Linked DNA regions of Homo sapiens: region 2 is linked to region 1. Evidence: read pairs that join two places in POLR2A ChIA-PET (ENCODE). Cell type or tissue: B cell. All regions are shown on one strand.

Region 1 (2,500 bases):
AATCTTCTGTATTAAAAGCACTTAGTGAATTTGAAGCATTAGTGTAATGTTTATAATCTTAAAGTTTAAAGAAAATATAGACTCCTCTATGTTTAATAGGCCTTCTCTTTTTTTTTTGAGAGTGAGTCTCACTCTGTCGCCCAGGCTGGAGTGCAGTGGCATAATTTTGGCTCACTGCAACCTCCACCTCCTGGGTTTAAGTGATTCTCATGCCTCCGCCTCCTGAGTAGCTGGGATTACAAGCGCCTGCCACCACGCCCAGCTAATTTTTGTATTTTTAGTAGAGATGGGGTTTCGCCATGTTGGCCAGGCTGGTCTCAAACTCCTGACCTCAGGTCTGTGCCCGCCTCAGCCTCCCAAAGTGTTAGGATTACAGGTGTGAGCCACCGCACCTGGCCACGCCTTCTCTTTTGACCAGTGGTTCTGGCCTGTTTCCTCCATGCCATCAAACCGTGCTACCACAGGGACCCAAAGAGCTGGCTATTTGATGTTAATCAGGGATCAAAATCGTCAATCAGTGGGAAGGTGAAACCTGGAGAAGATAACGTGGTCACCATTTGCTCAGTTGCAGTCTGCACCATAATCCAACAGGGGCACAGGCTATTCTGCTTAATGAAAACTTCTGATTTGTTACCTTTCAGAGTGTCATTTATTAGAGCACGTTTGAAATCGTGGGAACCAAATTATGACATCAATTTATGTAAGCCCCTTTTACATAATACACAGTAGAAAATAGTTCTAGCATATCCAAATATCAGAAATGTACCTTCGGAAAAGGATAAAGTAGCATCTTCAGAATATGCAGTGATAAGTGCTGTTTCATCACTGTGCCATTGCAGGTTTATTTGAAATACAACAATGTCCAAGAGGAAAGCACTGCAACTTTCTTCATGTGTTCAGAAATCCCAACAATGAATTCTGGGAAGCTAATAGAGACATCTACTTGTCTCCAGATCGGACTGGCTCCTCCTTTGGGAAGAACTCCGAAAGGAGGGAGAGGATGGGCCACCACGACGACTACTACAGCAGGCTGCGGGGAAGGAGAAACCCTAGTCCAGACCACTCCTACAAAAGAAATGGGGAATCCGAGAGGAAAAGTAGTCGTCACAGGGGGAAGAAATCTCACAAACGCACATCAAAGAGTCGGGAGAGGCACAATTCACGAAGCAGAGGAAGAAATAGGGACCGCAGCAGGGACCGCAGCCGGGGCCGGGGCAGCCGGAGCCGGAGCCGGAGCCGGAGCCGCAGGAGCCGCCGCAGCCGGAGCCAAAGTTCCTCTAGGTCCCGAAGTCGTGGCAGGAGGAGGTCGGGTAATAGAGACAGAACTGTTCAGAGTCCCAAATCCAAATAAACTAGTTTTGTTCTTAAATGATTGTATATCTTATTTATTATGGTTGCTACATACTCGGATAGAAGGCTATGAACGCAGATGGGTTCGCAAGTCTGGCTGAACCCTGTGTAGCCTGGAATTCTATTTAAAAATATTTTTATTCTCTTATAATCATGAAGTATGGTTAGTATAGAAAACATAAAATACATAAATAACAACATGAAAATTACTTGTAATCCTAACCCTGAGAGAGAACTAAACATTGGAGCATTGTTTTAGTGTGTACACTTTTTTCTTTTTTTTTAGAGATAGGTTCTCACGAGCAGTGGCGTGATCATAGCTCACTGCAGCCTCAAACTCTTGGGCTCAGGTGATCTTCCCATCTCAGCCACCCAAGTAGCTGAGACTACAAGGTACACACCACCACACCTGGCTAATTTTTAAACATTGTTTTGTGGAGACAGCGTTTTGCCATGTTGCCCAAGCTGGTTTTGAACTCCTGGGCTCAAGTGATCCTCCCACCTTGTCTTCCCAAAGCGCTGGGATTATAGGTGTGATCCACCACACCCAGCCCTATGTACACATTTTTTAATACAAAGAACACATATGAATGCAGTTGAATATGCTTTTATTCACAAGAAGCAGTCATACTTCATCAAGCCCTATTCTTCGTTTTACTCACTGCACAATATGGATCAGTTTTTTCAACCATATCCTCATTGTTAGATTTTTAATTTTGTACTATTCAAGAATCCTGTGCTGAAATCAATCCTGTGATGGATTTTCTTAAATACTTCCACATATTTTTGATCATTTCCTTAGGATAAATTGTATCAAGGACATGAATACTAAAATATTTCCAAGTTGCCTGCCAGAAGACTATAAAAAATTTATTATGTCAATAAACTTTGCTGCTCCCACAACGCCAAGTAATTTTAATCCTTACCAATTTGATAAATTTTATGTGTTCATATATTTAATGTTTTTTTATTCTTGTTGGCCCCCTACCCCTTTTTTTAGAGACAGGGTCTTGCTATGTTGCCCAGACTGGAGGGCAGTGGCTGTTCACATGATCATTGTGCACTGTAGCCTCAAACTCCTGGGCTCAAGCGATCTTCTTGGCTCAGCCTCCTGAATATCTGAAACTACAGGTGAGCCCTGCTTGTTTGC
Region 2 (2,500 bases), 890 kb after region 1:
TAAAAAGTAATGTTAGACACAAAAGAGTACTTACCTGATGATCTTGTTCTATGAAGTTCTAGAACAGTCAAAGCTAAGCTATGATAACAATCAGAACCGGGGTTGAGTGCGGGGCCTGGGGTGGATTGACAGAAAGGAGGTACCAGGGAACTTTGCAGGGTGAAGGAAATGGTCAATGTTCACTTTGGGATAATGGTTACAGGAGTGTATAATTTGTCAAATCCCGTCGATTTGCACACTGAAAATGGGACATTTTGTTGTATATAAACCATACATACAATTCTTTTTTATGTTGCCCCCAAAAAAGCTATTCTGTAGCAGCAGCGTAGTTCGGCACTATGCGCCCTAACCATCTAGTACGGGGAAAACGCGGGGGTCGTTGTTTAAGGGGTGCACTGGGACCGGGGAGAGGACAGAAAGGCCATGTTACCGGCGCTGATCACCAGCCTCGCAGACCCCCGCTCGGGGCTTCACTTCCGCCAACGCCATCTCAGGGCTCTCCTGGCTCCCGAGGGCCGGGAGAAGTGGGGATCCGGGTGCGGGCGCTGGCGCGGGCGGAGGCGGGAAGAAGCGCGTCCCGGGGACGCGCGGGACAGGCTCCAACCGCACTGGGCACGGGCCAGCGTTCCCCAGTCCCCGCGCCACACCCGGCAGCCGAGGTCTGCGAGCGCGGGGCTGGCGGCCGGACCCGACTCAGCGCTGGGCAGGGAGCCGGCGCCATCAGAGAGCGGACAAAGGAGCCCGGCCCCACAAGTGCACCGGGGCTGGGGGTGCAGGGCGGAGAGGCCCTGGGGACGAGGGATGGCCCGGGCGCCGAGGCCCTGGGGGTCTGGGACAGGCCCAGAAGGGAAGTTACCTGCGCGGTGGTGGTAGCACCGGGGAGGGTGGCCGGTGGGCACGGCGGGCTCCACCCCGCGGCTGGCCTGGCGCTCACCTGTCGGGCTGGGGAAGGGGTCGCTGCCGGGGCTGTCCAAAGCCGCCCCCGGGATCTTCCCACCGCCCACACGGGCCTCGGGGTGCGCGGCGCCCTCCTCGCCCACCTTCCCCTCTCCTCCCTGCTGCTGGCCCAGCTCACTCACGCTGGTGAGCTTGGGGTTTGCACCCGGGTTTGTGCAATGGTCCAAAACAAGCGCCTAAAAAGTGATTCCTCCAGCACAGGCAGCTCCCGTCACCCTCCGCTCTGGACGCACTGGGCCCCAGGCCTCGCCCAGCCCGGGGACCGCTCCTCCCTCCCGTGGCTCACTTTGCAAAGGCACTTCGAGTGCGCGGGTGAACTCCACGCTTCCCGGGGAACCCCGGCTTCCTGGCAAGCCGAGACCCTCGCTCGGGTCCTCCCGTGCAGATCTCACCCTTGTAAAGAACTTCACTGGTCACAAACGCTTGTGGATCCCCTACTACGCCCCAGGAACTGCAGGAGCGCTCAGGAGAGAAGGAAAAGGAAAGAGAATGCCTGCCTTTGAGGAGCTAGCTCACAGTCTGGTGGGAGGTCCACCCGTCTGTTGGAACCAGTAAGGTTCCCTAGAACAATACTTCTGCAGCAAAGAGTTGCGGGGGTGCAGTGAGGGGAGGAAGGCAATTAAGGCTTCCAAGAGTGACTTTTTTTTTTTTTTTTTTTTTGAGACGGAGTTTCGTTCGCCCTTTTTGCCCAGGCTGGAGTGCAATGGCGCGATCTGGGCTCACTGCAACCTCCGCCTCCCGGGTTCAAGCGATTGTCCCTGCCTCAGCCCCCGGAGTAGCTGGGATTACAGGCGGATGCCAAAAAGCTCGGCTAATTTTGCATTTTTAACAGAAACGGGGTTACATCACGTTGGCCAGGCTGGTCTCGAACTCCCGACCTCAGCTGATCCTCCTGCCTTGCCTCCCAAAATGCTGGGATTACAGGCTTGAGCCACTGCACCCCGCCCAAATACTCTAAAAAGTCACTCTTCGGGTGACTCACGCCTGTAATCCCAGCACTTTGGGAGGCCAAGGCAGGCGGATCACCTGAGGTCGGGAGTTCGAGACCAGCCTGGCCAACGTGGTGTAACCCTGTCTCTACTAAAAATGCAAAATTAGCCAGGTGTGGTGGCACCTGCCTGTAATCCCACCTACTCCGAAGGCTGAGGCAGAGAGAATCGCTTGAACCTGGGAGGCAGAGGTTGCAGTGAGCCGAGATCAGGCCACTGCACTCCAGCCTGGGTGACAGAGGAGACTTTGTCTCAAAAAAAAAAAAAAAAAAGAGTATTGGAGGATGATTGGTGCTGGGAACGGATACAGGAGGTTTTTCGGGTGAAGGCAAGAAGCCAACCACTGAAGGAAGCTAACATGGACAACAGAAGGGTCTGAAGTGAGATGGAAGGTTTTAGGAAAGTGGTGGAAATTTCGCATAACCAGTGTGAGATGCTAGAGCGACAAGTTAGACAAGAGTCACTGAAGACCTAGTGGAGTTTAGAAACCATCATCGTGTAGTGGTGTCCAGCTATAATCTGCTATAATCTGGCAAGGTATCTACAGAAATATA

What was found. Peaks named below come from ENCODE experiments on the same cell type or tissue, not always from the same donor. Only the 100,000 strongest peaks of a DNase experiment are listed, where the experiment ranks them.
Region 2: POLR2A ChIA-PET joins it to region 1 with 5 read pairs; 2 of 35 experiments call an interaction of 5 or more read pairs at or near these places.

What each region holds. Positions count from the first base shown.
Region 1 is chrX:15,821,892-15,824,391 of GRCh38, forward strand. ZRSR2 (zinc finger CCCH-type, RNA binding motif and serine/arginine rich 2) reads left to right here. Exons shown (of 11, transcript NM_005089.4): 11 at 840-1,369. The coding sequence ends at 1,351. Among named protein-coding and RNA genes, the nearest start is that of AP1S2, 32 kb to the right of the region's middle. In B cell, no CTCF peak of the experiment used is centred here; no DNase peak of the experiment used is centred here.
Region 2 is chrX:16,711,479-16,713,978 of GRCh38, forward strand. It overlaps CTPS2 (CTP synthase 2), which reads right to left and starts at 1,191. Exons shown (of 19, transcript NM_175859.3): 1 at 857-1,191. RefSeq lists silencers at 644-913, 974-1,063. In B cell, no CTCF peak of the experiment used is centred here; DNase peaks (open chromatin) are centred at 403, 793 and 1,153; H3K4me3 peaks cover 1,815 bases; H3K27ac peaks cover 1,331 bases.